Regions from separate parts of the Homo sapiens genome. Here all the other regions are linked to region 1. Evidence: chromatin contacts called from ENCODE Hi-C or POLR2A ChIA-PET data. All regions are on one chromosome and are shown on one strand. The core of a region is the stretch at or near the end of the contact, and the rest is flanking DNA. Distances in the headings are between cores, read along the strand shown.

The links. Hi-C counts contacts between places; a loop is a spot of excess contacts on that map. ChIA-PET counts read pairs that join two places held with the same protein, here RNA polymerase II (POLR2A). Pooled maps may share reads with other maps.
Region 2: a loop to region 1 is called in a map of CD8-positive, alpha-beta T cell, with 9 times the contacts of the local background. The contact joins two enhancer-like sites. A Hi-C loop is called at or near these places in 2 of 168 maps with a recorded cell type or tissue (CD8-positive, alpha-beta T cell and naive thymus-derived CD4-positive, alpha-beta T cell), 2 of 37 single-sample maps with no recorded cell type and 11 of 50 pooled maps.
Region 3: a map with no recorded cell type shows a loop between it and region 1 (10-fold over the local background). The contact joins two enhancer-like sites. A Hi-C loop is called at or near these places in 6 of 168 maps with a recorded cell type or tissue (B cell, CD8-positive, alpha-beta T cell, naive thymus-derived CD4-positive, alpha-beta T cell and 2 more), 21 of 37 single-sample maps with no recorded cell type and 12 of 50 pooled maps. POLR2A ChIA-PET finds 5 or more read pairs at or near these places in 2 of 52 experiments (activated B cell and activated CD4-positive, alpha-beta memory T cell).
Region 4: a map with no recorded cell type shows a loop between it and region 1 (8-fold over the local background). The contact joins two enhancer-like sites. A Hi-C loop is called at or near these places in 2 of 168 maps with a recorded cell type or tissue (endothelial cell of umbilical vein and lower leg skin), 11 of 37 single-sample maps with no recorded cell type and 4 of 50 pooled maps. POLR2A ChIA-PET finds 5 or more read pairs at or near these places in 1 of 52 experiments (naive thymus-derived CD8-positive, alpha-beta T cell).
Region 5: a loop to region 1 is called in a pooled map, with 11 times the contacts of the local background. The contact joins two enhancer-like sites. A Hi-C loop is called at or near these places in 7 of 50 pooled maps. POLR2A ChIA-PET finds 5 or more read pairs at or near these places in 3 of 52 experiments (CD4-positive, alpha-beta T cell, activated naive CD4-positive, alpha-beta T cell and naive thymus-derived CD4-positive, alpha-beta T cell).

Annotation. Positions count from the first base shown.
Region 1 is chr15:69,754,285-69,757,032 of GRCh38, reverse strand. LOC107984788 (a long non-coding RNA gene) reads right to left here. Exons shown (of 3, transcript XR_001751592.3): 2 at 827-877. Among named protein-coding and RNA genes, the nearest start is that of LINC00593, 80 kb to the left of the region's middle. Within about 2 kb of position 1,377, at least 6 of the 41 ENCODE cell types and tissues checked have a DNase peak (open chromatin) inside an H3K27ac peak, as active enhancers do; they include B cell, where a contact is called at or near this core.
Region 2 is chr15:70,668,516-70,671,428 of GRCh38, reverse strand. It overlaps UACA (uveal autoantigen with coiled-coil domains and ankyrin repeats), which reads left to right. Exons shown (of 19, transcript NM_018003.4): 15 at 338-390; 16 at 1,967-2,913. Among named protein-coding and RNA genes, the nearest start is that of SALRNA2, 35 kb to the right of the region's middle. Within about 2 kb of position 1,293, at least 2 of the 41 ENCODE cell types and tissues checked have a DNase peak (open chromatin) inside an H3K27ac peak, as active enhancers do.
Region 3 is chr15:70,318,192-70,320,977 of GRCh38, reverse strand. No RefSeq gene overlaps it. Among named protein-coding and RNA genes, the nearest start is that of LINC02205, 190 kb to the left of the region's middle. Within about 2 kb of position 1,362, at least 10 of the 41 ENCODE cell types and tissues checked have a DNase peak (open chromatin) inside an H3K27ac peak, as active enhancers do; they include B cell, where a contact is called at or near this core.
Region 4 is chr15:70,461,600-70,464,421 of GRCh38, reverse strand. No RefSeq gene overlaps it. Among named protein-coding and RNA genes, the nearest start is that of LINC02205, 43 kb to the left of the region's middle. RefSeq lists an enhancer at 1,490-1,569. Within about 2 kb of position 1,286, at least 6 of the 41 ENCODE cell types and tissues checked have a DNase peak (open chromatin) inside an H3K27ac peak, as active enhancers do.
Region 5 is chr15:70,526,912-70,529,727 of GRCh38, reverse strand. LOC107984781 (a long non-coding RNA gene) reads left to right here. Exons shown (of 2, transcript XR_007064698.1): 2 at 494-1,055. Among named protein-coding and RNA genes, the nearest start is that of LINC02205, 22 kb to the right of the region's middle. RefSeq lists an enhancer at 1,221-1,270. Within about 2 kb of position 1,332, at least 7 of the 41 ENCODE cell types and tissues checked have a DNase peak (open chromatin) inside an H3K27ac peak, as active enhancers do.

The DNA.
Region 1 (2,748 bases), core at 128-2,627:
AAAACTGAATGCCAAAGACTCTATTTTGTTGTTTTTTCCTCTAACCTTTATAGTTATCGCACTTACACTGAATTCACCAGGAGGTTGTTCCGTTATAGCATGCATTGATTCTCTCCAAAGCACTCACTTTAGCTTGCAAAGAAACAACTCTACGTTTTTGCACTCATATTTCATTGCATTATGAAATGATGGATTGCATTATTTAATCAGAGTAACAGGTACAGGTTGAGAAGAAATACAAATAGCCCTCAGTAAGCACACACAGCTCAACCAATGGAAACATATGTGCCCAGGAAAACTGGAGAGAAGCTTCAGTTGGAGCTGCTAGCTTCAAGGGTTTAGTGTATCCCAGGCATGGGCACAGTGCTAGCTGAGTAGTGTGGAGAGTCTACATTAATCTAGCAAGCTGGTCCATTGCAGGTTGCTCAAGAGGGCTTCTGCTGTTTAACTGCACGCAGATGCCACAGCCCTTTGTCACGGACAGAGCACTGTCCAGCGTAATCCTCATGGCCCTTTAAGGGAGGCAGAGAAGATTTTCATATAGGAAAAATGAGGATCAGAGGCCTTGAGTGACTTTCTCAGAGACAAATGTGCAGTAATTACCTCCTTCGTGTCTGTACTGCAGGAGCCCAGCACAGAGTGGACACATGGAAAAAAAGGCCACCGTTTATGAAACAGAAGTGATAGAGCCAGGCCCCAAACCAGGTGGATCTGCTTTGAGAGCCCATGTTCTTTCAACTCACTGATGAACATTTGTGAAATGCACACTATTTGTCAAGAATTATGGCTGGCCCAGATACAAAAGATAGGGCCTATTACTTCTCACCTGTTTAGGGCCATGTGTTTTCCAGCTCTTATTTTTCTCCCCACCTTTCTCCTGGAAAAAAAAACAAAAACTTGTTTTAAAAGGCTCAATTCTTCTGTCTCCTTTGGTGTTAATTCTTCTGCAAAATAGCCTGGGAAGAAACAATTGATTTGAATTATGCCAAAGCTTTTCAGAAGTGGGGATGGACAGAGTGCCCCCCATCCAGTCTCACCTTTACTCTCCACCCCATTTCCTACTTCCACCTCCAAGACTTCCCACACTTATGCAAAACATCCTGGCTGAGTCTCACCAAGAGCTCTAGGGGAAACCCTAAACCTCAGAGTGAAATGAAGGGGCTGATTTGCCCCTGGGGAAATTAGACACAAACAAGGCTGGGGTGAACCACCAGTCTTGAAACTGTTTCTCTGGATTAGTCACAGGGTTACCCACTCATGAATGTTCCTCCCACCTCCTCACTTCAGGCTCTGTTATTCTAGAGGGCTGGCCTGGTTACAAGGGTAGCCAGATTAACTAGGGTCTAAATGGGAGAGCTGGGGCACGGATCATTCACCAAAGAAACCGCAGCGACCTTCCGCCTGGGTGGGGCTTCTCTTCTTTTAACCTCCCGCGAAACTGCTAGTCAGCAGCTCTGTTTCCTGCCATTGCTCGAGGAGATCTTCATGAGTTTCATAGGAGTAGGATTGTGCCTTCAATCCATCATCTTTCTAGGGAAGGTAGCAGTATTTCATTGGCTTATTTCTTAACAAATAATATATTAAAGACTGCTTTCCTCCAGGTACCTGTTAGACACTAGGAATATAGTGGTAAGCAAAGAACTGCTTAGGAGTCTTGCTCTTGTGTTTTTGATGGTTGATCTCAGGTTGTTTAAGAGGCTTCTGCTGTTCAACTGCATATGCGACAGCCCTTTTACATGAACAGAGAGAACTGTCCAGTAATTTAATCCTCATGGCCCCTCAAAGGTGGCAGAGAAAATTTTCATATAGGAAATTAGGATCAGAGGCATTAAGTAACTTTCTCAAAGACAAACGTGTGGTAATTATCTCTTTTATGTCTGTACTGCAGGAGCCCAGCACAGAGTGGACACGAGAAAAGAAATTCTATTGTTTATGAAACAGAAGTGATAGAGCTGGGCCCCAAATTGGGTATATCTGTTTTGAGATTGCTTTGTAACACATATACATCAAATAACTGCTAGAGACCAGGGCAAGGGGGTTCTGTCTGTTTGGTTCACTGCTATATGGTTAAGGCCAAGAAAAGTACCTGGCATACAATAGACATTCAATAAGCATTTGTTGGATGGATGGATGGATGGATGGATGACCCAAACAATTGCAGGTCATGCTGAATGTAAGAATTAAACGTAACATGGATGAGAATGCATCACGGGATTTATCATCTCTTTTGGGTCTGGGGAAGACTTCTTTGCAAAAAATGATAACCCAGACAAGATTCAAGGGGTGAGCAGGAGCTGGCTAAAGGAAGGAGAAGATAGTGGCAGGAGGAGCCACGCAGACACAAGGAATAGCTTGGGTGAAGGTCTTGAAGCAAGAGGGAGCACAGTTTATGAAAGGATGCTGAAGAAAGTTTCCAGAGCTGGAGGACAAGTGGGAAGGAAGGGTTGGTTCAAGGTGACTCTGGAGGGGACAGCAGAGCAGATCCTAGTGGCCTGAGAATAGAACCCTGACCTCTTCCACAGAGCAAGGAGGAATCACTAACCTATGTTCAGCAGGAATCAATGTGGCCAGACTTGCACTGGCATCACAAGTTGAAGTGCTTTTAGGAAGGTCCATTTGGGAGTGTCTAGGTATACATGACCAATGGGAGATGATGAACTTGCCATAGCTTTTAAAGTTTAAAGTGACACATTTCTAGCCTACTACTATTTCACCTTCACATCATTACATAATGTATTTTAACAAATA
Region 2 (2,913 bases), core at 44-2,543, 910 kb before region 1:
TGTTTTGATTGATTATAAGATATATGTTTTATTATCATGTAGCCTAGTTTAAGAGTCCTCAATATTTCTGAAGTTTTAGTGATTCTGCTGAGAGAGAGCATAGAAAAAAATAAGAAAAAAAAAAACCAACCTAGTATCTGTTGTTCAGTAGATTGTAGGTACTTCTGTTTATAGAAATAATAAGGGGAAAATGGGTATTTTAGAATGAGGATACTTTTGTGTTGTACCTCTTGCTTCTCTTTTATTTGAATAATAAAGGAAATAACATCAAATTAATGTTTAGCCTACTTTAGTATGGATATTGAAGTTAAAATGTCATTCATTTGCATTTATTTAGGAAAAGAAGATATGCTTCTTAAACAAGGTCAGATGTATATGGCAGACTCACAGGTAATAACTGTTTTTTTTTTTAATTTTAAAAAACATTTAAAGAAAATTTTTGTGCCTTTATAAAGAGAGGAGAAAGCGGCATTGTACATTAAGTATATATACATAGAGTGAGGTTTTCATTATCAAAGACAAGTTGGTCCTGCTTTCTTGAGTTTAATAAAAACAGATATTGCTGTTTCTGGTGCCCTCTAGAGTGTTTTTGATGATAGTGGTTATAATAAGAGATTTGAATTATAGTTTCATTGCATTTGATGCTAAGTTTCTGTTCATTAACAGTGATTAGTTAACTCTTCATATTTGCCCATATAAAGGGGAAGACAGATATGAATAATCCAAAATATAATTTTTTGGTTTTTTTTTTTCCTCTTGATCCAGGGGAAAGGCAGTTCAGATTTAACTAACAGTAAATCTGTAGGGGTCTGCAGCAAGCTCTATCCTTGCCTCTTCAGAGGAAAGGATTCGGCTGAGGGGCAGAAGTAGGTTTAAGGCAGAGGGAGAGACCAAGGGAAGTTTTAGGGCAGGAGTGAGTTTATTAAAAAGTGTTAGAGCAGGAACGAAAGGAAGCAAAGTACACTTGGAAGAAGGCCAAGTGGGCGGCTTGAGAGATCCCAGTACCCTGTTCAGCCCTTGGCTTGGGATTTTTATGCACTGGCTTGGTTTTGGGGTTTGCATTTCTCCTCCCTTGATTCTTCTCTTGGGGGCAGGCTATCTGCATGCATAGTGGCCTGTCAGCACTTAGGAGGGGCCACATGTGTAGTGCCTTTACTAAGGTTGTGCACCTGCTCTCTAGGGGCTATTTTCCTTTACCAGTCAAATGCTCCCTGAAGAAGGTCATACATCCACCATTTTGCCTCTTAGTGCGCATGCTTGAGCCTGCTCACCCAGCTCCGGAGATCTTATCAGGAAGCCGCTGTCACCAGCTCCAGGTGTTTTCTGTCTATTGGGAGACTCTCTTTCCCTGGTGCTGGCTGTGACCAATCATTCTCTTGACAACTCTGATAACTAGCTGGGTTTCTTTTCGTGGTATTTTTATAATTCAGAGAATATTCTGTTGGATTAACAGTGAAGGTACGCAGAAGTCAAAAATCTTATTAGTTAAATCTATAATTCTATGAAATTATCTGCAAATTTAAAATCGCAGTACTTGTTTTTATTCAAGGATATGATGGTTTTCTTCAGAATTTAAAGTTCTAAGCACATTATGTACCATAAAACATAGAAATAATAAATATGTTTTGATAAAGTTGATGATATTCATGTGTGGGTAGGTGTTAATGAATGGGGGAAGAAAGACAAAATAGCACCCAGTAGCCATGGCCATTGTCCGTTGTTCTGCCAGAAATAGACTTACGTGAACAGAACTCTCAAAATGTTGTGAATGTATTAAGGAAATCATATCCAGAACTGTTTCCTTACCACAAAAATCAGCATTGTGATTTTTTTTCCATCTTACTGCCTAATCTGAAAACCCTTTGATTCCTGATGATGTGCTAACTTTCTCTAAGTTTGGCAAATAAGTATAGTAAATGTCTCATTTAGGCTTTTGTGATTGATGTCTTTTTTTTTTTCTTTTCAGTGTACTTCCCCAGGTATACCAGCCCATATGCAAAGCAGATCTATGTTAAGACCTCTGGAACTATCTTTACCCAGTCAAACGTCATACTCTGAAAATGAAATTTTAAAGAAAGAGTTAGAAGCAATGCGAACTTTCTGTGAGTCAGCAAAACAAGACCGACTGAAGCTCCAAAATGAACTGGCACACAAAGTGGCAGAATGCAAAGCTTTAGCATTAGAATGTGAAAGGGTCAAGGAGGATTCAGATGAACAGATAAAGCAATTAGAAGATGCATTAAAAGATGTGCAGAAGAGGATGTATGAGTCAGAAGGTAAAGTTAAACAAATGCAGACCCATTTTCTTGCCCTTAAAGAACACTTAACAAGTGAAGCAGCCTCAGGGAATCACAGACTAACCGAGGAACTGAAGGATCAGTTGAAAGACTTGAAAGTAAAATATGAAGGTGCTTCAGCAGAAGTGGGGAAATTAAGAAACCAAATCAAACAAAATGAGATGATAGTAGAAGAGTTTAAGAGGGATGAAGGCAAGCTGATAGAAGAAAATAAGCGATTACAGAAGGAACTTAGTATGTGTGAAATGGAGCGAGAGAAGAAAGGAAGAAAGGTCACAGAGATGGAAGGCCAGGCAAAAGAATTGTCAGCGAAGTTGGCCCTTTCCATTCCAGCTGAAAAATTTGAAAACATGAAGAGCTCATTATCAAATGAAGTGAATGAGAAAGCAAAAAAATTAGTAGAAATGGAAAGAGAACATGAAAAATCACTTAGTGAAATTAGACAGTTAAAGAGAGAACTTGAGAATGTTAAGGCCAAGCTTGCTCAGCACGTCAAACCAGAGGAACATGAACAGGTTAAGAGCAGATTAGAACAGAAATCAGGAGAACTTGGGAAGAAGATCACTGAGTTAACATTGAAAAATCAGACACTACAAAAGGAAATTGAAAAAGTTTA
Region 3 (2,786 bases), core at 113-2,612, 560 kb before region 1:
CTGGGGTCACCTTTCCTTGCCATGTCCAACACATCCTAGTTGGTCAATGTCTGTCTTAACATACGATACCCCCAAATTCATCACAGCACTACAGTTGAATTGCTTTCTAAGATCTGAGCCCTGTGCCATTAATTCCTCATCTCTAAAACTCAGCTTAGCTATCCAGGCCATGTAAGCCAGAGAAGAGGGAAGGAATGAAGTCTTCTTGAACCCCTGCAATGCTAGCCAAGTTCTTTCTAAACACTCAGGGCTCAGAACTGCCCCAGGAAGTAGATACTCTCCTCTTTGTTTCACATATGGAGGAACCTGGTTTTCTGACATAGAACTGAAAATAAGGAAGTAAGCAAAACAAGTCTTTAAGGACGCTGAGCAGAGGCCAGAAAGTCACCCGGAGTCTATTATTTACTCTTCCTTTACATTCATTTCTGCCAAGATTTTATTTAGTATCAGGAGAACTGATTTTAAATCCTGGCTCAGCCACTTTCTAGCTGTGTGACCTCAGGAAAGTTAGTGTCTAAGGTGACTAACCAATCCCAAATTGCCCTGGTCTGTCCTGGTTTTAAAACCGCAAATCCCATGTCCTAGGAGATCACTCCATTCTGGGCAAATTAGCACATGTTGGTCACCCTATTCAGTCAATTTTCTCTTTGTGATATCAGGATAACAGTAACCCACCTCACGAGGTTGTTATAATTTTAACTGAGATAATATATTTGGAAGACCTGGCAATGTGCCTGGCACATAGCAGATACACAATTAATGTTCTGTTTAATTTGAAAGCCTAGTTAATTATGACAAATTAGAAAGAAGTCAAAGACTGAGAGGTGGCCATGAGCAGTTTAACTGGAAAACCATTTTTAAAAACACCTAGAAACATAAACGGAGACACATAGTAGAGGGTCGTACCGTGAGGGTCTCAATGTCCTCTGTACTGTGAATATCTCACTGGAGTTCAATGAGCCATGGTAATTGTCGTCCTTGAGTGGGACTCCGCAGGACAGAGGAATAACTAAATCTTCTGCATTATACTATGTGTGATAAGGCAGGGTAAGGTGGGATACATTGTGGAGTAAGTGCCACATGAAATTTAATGAAGTCTTTAGATCTTTAAGCGTAAGTATTCAACCCTCTAACAGGATGGCAACCAACCAGCATGGCAGAGGGAAGGAGGACTGAAGAGGGTCCCAGGAGAGCCTGAGTCTGCAGTCAGCTCACTGCCTAACTATAGACAGATTGTCCTCACAGTTCCGGTCCTGTCTCCTCATCTGTGAAATGGGGAAGAGAAAGTAGACAAGGTGTTGTCTAACAGAAAGGCAACAGAGTGGGGTGGTCAAGAGCACGGATCCACCACCCACTAGCTGTGTGAGCTAGGACAAGCAAGCAAATCCACCCTCTGCACCCTGCTCTCCTGGCCTGTAACCTCGTAGAGATGTTGTGAAGATTTTATGAACTGATGTACTTCCTGGTGCATGTTGAGTTCTCAGTAAGGATCAGTTCTTAAAGTTAGTATCCCTTCTGGGTATCGCACTCCATGACAAAGAGTATCATCTCTTTCTCTCCCCTCATCACCAAGGGTTAATGCAACATAAGCTTTCGCTTGAGTGTTTTGTAAGTTTCTTTTCCCTCCCCAGCCCGCCACATCACTCAGCTGGCTCACGTTGAACTTGAGGCAGACTAAAACCTCCTGATCTTTTTTTATGTGAATTGCAGTCCAGCCAGGTTGCTCTCATCCTGTTCTTGTGCAACTGATTTTTGGAAACTACATTCAAGACATTAGATTTATTGATGCTACATTTCATCTGGTTGCTTTTGACCCAGCATTCTTGACTGTCGAGATCATCTTGAACCTTAATTCTCTCATCCCCTCCAGCTTTGAGTCATCTGCAAATTTAATGCATATGCTTTCCATATCTTCAGATCACGGGCTTAAAAAAGCTATTTTACAGATAAAAATAAAGATAGAGATATAGGCCACTAGATAGATCAAGAGGGATCTTGTATGCCAGGCTGAGCAGTGGGGATTTTATCTTGTGGGAAGCAGGGGCTCTTGATCCTCAATCAGTTTTTAAGCCTTTTCTGAACATACCCACTACAGACGCTCGTATGTTGTCCCTGGATCTCAGAGTGTTTTCACTGATGACAACAAGAGTTCACCCCTCAGCCACCCTAACTGTGGCCTCTTCTAAACTACTGAACTCACCGCGAAGGTCTGAATCCCTTCCTGTCTGTACCACATGCAGCCCCAAGGCCCAGTCCTATTCTCCTCCCTCTTGTTGCTTCCCAAACTGAGGCCACCCCTACTTTGGGGCCTAGCCAAATACCTGTTATCAATCCAAGAAATCAATTCTCTCTCGTTGGTTCAGGAAGGCATGGACCATGATGACTTTATGTGCTTCCCACTCACGTTTCCATTTTTACAGGGGACTTCAGTGTCTGAACTGGAAGGCCAGAGCTGTGGTGGATCTGCTGGTAGCCACCTATAGCTGTCTGGATCTCTGCACTGCCCAGGGCACCACGGGCATGTTATATCACAGCACAGTGCAACCAGCTGGTTCCTGGGCATGACTACAAGTCGTTATGAAAAGGCTGAGGACAAGATGATAGGGAAATGTGAAAAGGAAAATTCTAGAAGTAATTTTCATATAAATTAATTTAAATAACAAAAAAAACAAACATTTAAGTTTCTCCAGGTAATCTGGCAACTCTCTGGTACTGTGCTAACCAGGCAACCATTGGTTAGGGAGCTTCCAAAACTCCGTGTCCACTCCAGGCCCCGCTCCAGCCAT
Region 4 (2,822 bases), core at 37-2,536, 710 kb before region 1:
TGTGTTGCGGTTTTCTAGCTGTGTGACCTTACATAGGTCACTAGCCCTGTCTGATTTCCTCAGCTGTAAAAGAGGGTAATGATAAAAAAAAAATCACAATTAACACTACTATTTTATTCTCAATGTGTCAGGCATTATTCCAAGTACTTTATATAAATGACCTCATTCAATCGTTGTAATTACCGTATGAAATAATTATTATTGTTTAGTTCCTATGTGATAGATGTGTAAACTGCGACCACGCAGATAGTTAGCAGCAGAGCAGGGATCTAGGAAGGGCTGTCTCTGCAGCTGCCTTTCACGTTTATGTTATGCTGTGTCTTAATGATGCACACGCAGAGTCTAAAAAATCATGGATGTGTCACTGCATAAGGAAAAAAAATGATGATGCTTGTGTGTGCCCAGCTTTGAGCTTGGCACATAATAGATGCTCATGAAATCTTGTTTGCCTTATCCTCTCTTGGTCTTTTTCCTTCTACTCTCCTATGTGAGCACACACTGTGGTCACAGCAGAACAAAGTGGGGCTGTGACAAGGAGCTGGCAACCATGTCTGAGGAAGGCTGGTGGGTAGCATGGGCAGGTGTCTCTCATTCTGTCCTCTCCCTCTGCATCCAGAAGAGCTACACCCCAGCTCATGAGTAGGTGTGGGTCTAGTCTCCCCTGGAGCTGACAGGTAACTCTAACTGTTTCCCAAGGCAAGAGAGTAGGAGGGTGTAGCAATTGCTCGTTAGAGCCAGCCAATGAGCCTAGGGGGTCACAGGGTTCCTCCCACCTACTCTGGGGAGGTTGTCTGCCTATATTTGTGTTCATTTCCTGATAGAAACACTGGGGTCAGAGGCTTATCTGGCCTGGCTTCTGGGCCAATGGGGAGCTGATAAGGAACAGACCCATCCATTGGGATCTACTGGGTGGATTCCTATTGTCTTACACACCATACAGATAACCAAGGTCTCAGGTAGAAGTTGTACTTTCCTGACCTCCTTCTCATGGTTTCTCAAGTCCTCAACCAGCTCAACCCCAAGGGGCAGCCAGTTACAGTTCCCCACAGACAGAGTAAACCCTGCTGGACCTCTGGGGAAGTTTCAAGAACCAGTTTGACCGCAAAACCAAGAAGCAGGTCTGTTGGGGCCTCTCTGGATGAAGTGGTCATGGGTGGCTGTCAGATGAGGATCTGAATTAGTCACGAGAGGAACAGGAGCCAGGCTAGGGGTGGAAACAAGGCCAGCTCCCCTCTGCTCCAGGGCTTAGGATCAGCTGGGGTGGAAGCAGAGGCTGTGTTGCAATTTCACTGCAAATCAACTGGGTCATCTCTTGTGGGTGACACCATGCAGGCCTTCCAACCCTTGTGTGTGTGTGTGTGTGTGTGTGTGTGTGTGTGTGTTTTGTAGATGGGGAGATGGTATCTCCCAACTGCCTTTAGCATCTGGCTGTGAGATGAGGCTGGGGGAAGATGGAACGATATGCATTCCTGGCAGAGCCAGTGCCTCCGGAGGCATGGGGTGGAGGGGACAGGGTGGAGTCCATGTTTGAACAAGTTGAGAGCAATTGCTGGAAGAACCCTGGGCAGAAGTCCCCTCTGCAGATCAGACTTGGCCTCTACATTTGTTCTCAGGGAAGTGAAACACGTACCATCTCCCCAGTTTGGACTGTTGCAGGCTGTGACACACAGTAGCCAATTCATTGACTTGGGGCTGTCCCCTCCCACCTGGGATATTCAGTGCCCTGAAAGGCAATGAGGTGTGGTGGGAAGAACGTTGACTTTGGAATCTGACCGACTTGAAATTAAATCTCAGTTCTGCCCTGAAGCACTGGGTAACCTTGAGTAAGTCACTTAACCTCTCCGGACCCCATTTTCCTCATCTCTGAAATGGAGATAGTAACAGCTTCTGGGCAGGGTGGTTAGGAGAAGTAACAATGATAATGTGGGTGAAGGAAAATCATAGGGCAGGAACTCAATAGAAGTTAGGCACTTTTCTCCTTCCTCTTAGAATACACCCTGTCCTTCAGCCACTGCTAGGCTTGTCTTTACCATCTTGGTGGCTGCTGAAAAGCCTCATTGACTGGCTGTGCCCACCTACAGCAGTGGCCAGCAAGCATTTTCTGTAAAGGGCCAGAGGATAAATATTATAGGCTTTGCAGGCCATGTGGTCTCTGCCACAACTACTCATCTCCACTCTTGTTGCTCAAAAACAGCCATAGATGATACCAAATGAATGAGTGTGGCTCTGTTCCAATAAAACTTTATTTATAAAAATAGGCAGTGGGCCAGATTTGGCCCTCAGGCTATAGTTGCCAATGCCTGGCCTCGAGTTTCAAGTCCAAAGCCTCTGCTTTTCTCTCAAGGGACTTCCCTAGCCTGGTCTTACCTTCTTCATCCAATCCAGTTTCTAATTACTCCCCTGAGTGTTCCCCAGTATGACCCAACAGGACTCCCTTTTGGCTCAGGAAGTGTTTAGCTTCCACACCTTTGCCCATGCTTTCCTCCCTGCTTAGAACACCATCCCATTTCCTCTTCACTCTCTTCACCCTTCTAAATTCCATCCCCAGGGAACCTCCTGGGTGCCCTGTAAAATACAAGGCTCAGACCAAGGTCTCTTGATTCATCATTGGACAAGCCCATCCTTCAAGGCTGTGCTCTGGCCAGCTGTCCACAGTGATTTCTCCCTTTGAGGACTCCATGGCCCCTGCTGTTGATGCCAGGGTGGCCCTCCCATGGATCCCTGGGTTGAATTTGTGCCTCAGTCTCAATGAGGAACCCTGGAGGCTCAGTCTTCAACTTTTCTTTTCTTTTTCTTTTTCTTTTTTTGAGATGGAGTCTCTG
Region 5 (2,816 bases), core at 83-2,582, 770 kb before region 1:
GGAAATTGAGAGGTGCAGTGTCCACTCACTAATGATGAAGGTGAGATGTGGATGCATGGAGCACATTTTAGAAAAGCCCTGGCCTTTTATAAGGACCTGGGCCTTCCAGTATTTTCCTTGCCATCTCACCACCTGCTAACACATGCTGTGCACATAGGAGGTGCCAGGAAAATGTGTGTTATTCGAATGGAACTGAGAAACCGTTCTAGTCTAAACCCTGAGGCCCCCTGGCTTGCCCCCTCCTACCATGCCCATCTAGTTTTCAATGCCAAGCTCTCACGTCAGGGTTTTTCATCTCCATCTTCCTGTTGTTCACTTTAGGGGAAGGGTCCTGCTTGGACTATTGCAGTAGCCTCCAAGTAGCTTGAACTTTGCTCAGACTCTCCCCTCCCCAATCTGCTAAGCAGATTGTTGACAAGATTCTCTGCAGTTTGCTGCTTTGATGATGTCCCTCTCCAGCTCCAAATTGTTACTGGCTCTCCATTGACTACAGGTAAAATGCAGACTTCTCAGCCTGATCTTCCACAATCTGACGTCAGCCTACCTCCTCATCCTGCCTGGGCCTGGAGGCATGCCAGCCAATTCAGACCACTTGCCATTTTTCTTTTTCTCCTCTGCATCTGGAATTGCTGTCAGTGAAACCTTCTCTTTCCCTCAAGGAGCACCTTGAATGCTGGCCCCACATCACCTTCCTGACCCTGTCAGCTCAAAGAGGTTTCTCTGCATCTGAACTCCATGTGTTCCAGTCTCTGGGTCCTTACCATGCACTGCTGGGGCATGCTGTGTGCTGGCCGCCGTCCCTCCTCATGCTCAGAAGCAGAGCCTATGACTTAGTCACTTTGGTCTCCCCAGCGCCCAGAGCAGATATTTGCACAGAAGAGGAGCTCAATAAATGTTTGTTTAATGAATGAATATATAATTCTAACCCAGTGCCCTGCTTTCTTACAGTGACATTCAAGTCATCCTAGGCCAAAAAAAAAAAAAAATGCCTATTTACCTTCCAAAATTACCTCTCATATTGGTCAAAATTAAAATAAACACTTGGCGGATTAAGACCTGGCCTGTCATATTGTATCTGACACCATTAAGAACCAAGGTTGGGGTGCCTCACGGTTGACTTCCACTGATCTAAGATGTCAACAACAATGTCACCTGCCTGATAGGGTGACATCTGAGCTCCAAGGCATGCACTCCTGTCCTTTGGGCGCTCACCCCCGGCTTCATGCACCCTGTGCCCTGGGTCAGTGCCTGCCTCTCTGATTCAAGCCTTCTTCTGGGCGACTGGGCCTTTGATCTTGGGTTATGTTCCTGTTTTGCTTTCACTTTCCAGCTCTTATCTGCTAGAGTGCTTTGAGTGTAAGCAACAGGAAGTCCTGTGGCTAATGTAGGCGTTAAGGAGTTTATTGGAAGCATGTAGCAGAGCCCATGGAACTGAATGGAGGGCAGAGAACCAACTCAGAGCAATTAGAATTGGGATCACAAACAGGGTGGGGTGTGGGGCTCAGAAACAGGAGCTATTGATAAAAGAACTGTTTTTTCGTTTTTTTGTTTTTTTTGAGACAGTCTCGCTCTGTCACTCAGGCTGAAATGCAGTGGCGTGATCTCAGCTCACTGCAACCTCCATCTCCCGGGTTCAAGCAATTCTCATGCCTCAGCCTCCTGAGTAGCTGGGATTACAGGTGTACGCCACCATGCCTGGCTAATTTTTGTATTTTTAGTAGAGATGGGGAGCTTTGCCATGTTGGCCAGGCTGGTCTCAATCTCTTGGCCTCAAGTGATCCGCTTGCCTCGGCCTCCCAAAGTGCTCAGGAGGCTGAGGTAGGAGAATGGCATGAACCCAGGAAGCGGAGCTTGCAGTGAGCTGAGATTGCTCCGCTGCACTCCAGCCTGGGCGACAGAGCAAGACTCCATCTCAAACAAACAAACAAACAAACAAACAAAAACACTGCTGGGATTACAGGTGTGAGGCACCACGCCTGGCCTGAAAGGACAGGTTCTTAAGGGGTTGCCATTGCTGCTCCTACTGCCAGGGCTAATGAGTGTCGACCATTTTGTCTTTTTGCCACTCTGCTGCAGATTCAAACTCCAGGGAGAATCCAAGTGGGCCTAGCATGTGCTTCTGTTTCACCATCTGCTGCTCTATCCCTGTTATTCTTTCCTGGTTTTTGCCCATCCCTCACAGTCCCATCCATCACCCGATACCCACCCAGACATGCATAGAGCACCCCACAAGGGGTTTCCAGGGTTGCCTCCATGAGGGTGCTGGATTTCTGCCTAGCCCAGGTAACACATCCTTCTGAGCAGTGATACAAGCAGCAGTAGGACAATTAGCTACCAAGGGAATTGTCCTCTGCTTATCCATCATTGTAGAAAGTAATGAGTGACTTTAAATCACAAACCTTATGTTTTCTTTCCCATGGCATGAAATGCGTAGGTCAATTCTCAAAGCTTAGTGACTAGTTCTTGTACTAGAAATGCAAACTTGAGGACAATTTACTCATAAACTAATTACTTGTCCTTCCCGGGCATTAGCAATGGGATCTGCAGGCACAATAGACATATTCACATTGTTGATCCCCGTTGTTCCAAGACCCACATAAGCTTCCTGGGAAACGGATCTGAGCAGAAGTCAAAAACACAGTATTCCTTATTTCTACCCGTTGGACTTGTGGGTTCACTTAATGCTAGCTTTCTCCCTAATGAAAGGCAAGGGAAATATCAGCTAGAAATTTCATAATCAGAGTGTTTGCCTCGTTTGCTATTTTTAAACACCACAGACTTTGGAACTAAGGATGTGCATTAGTCTGGCAAATGCT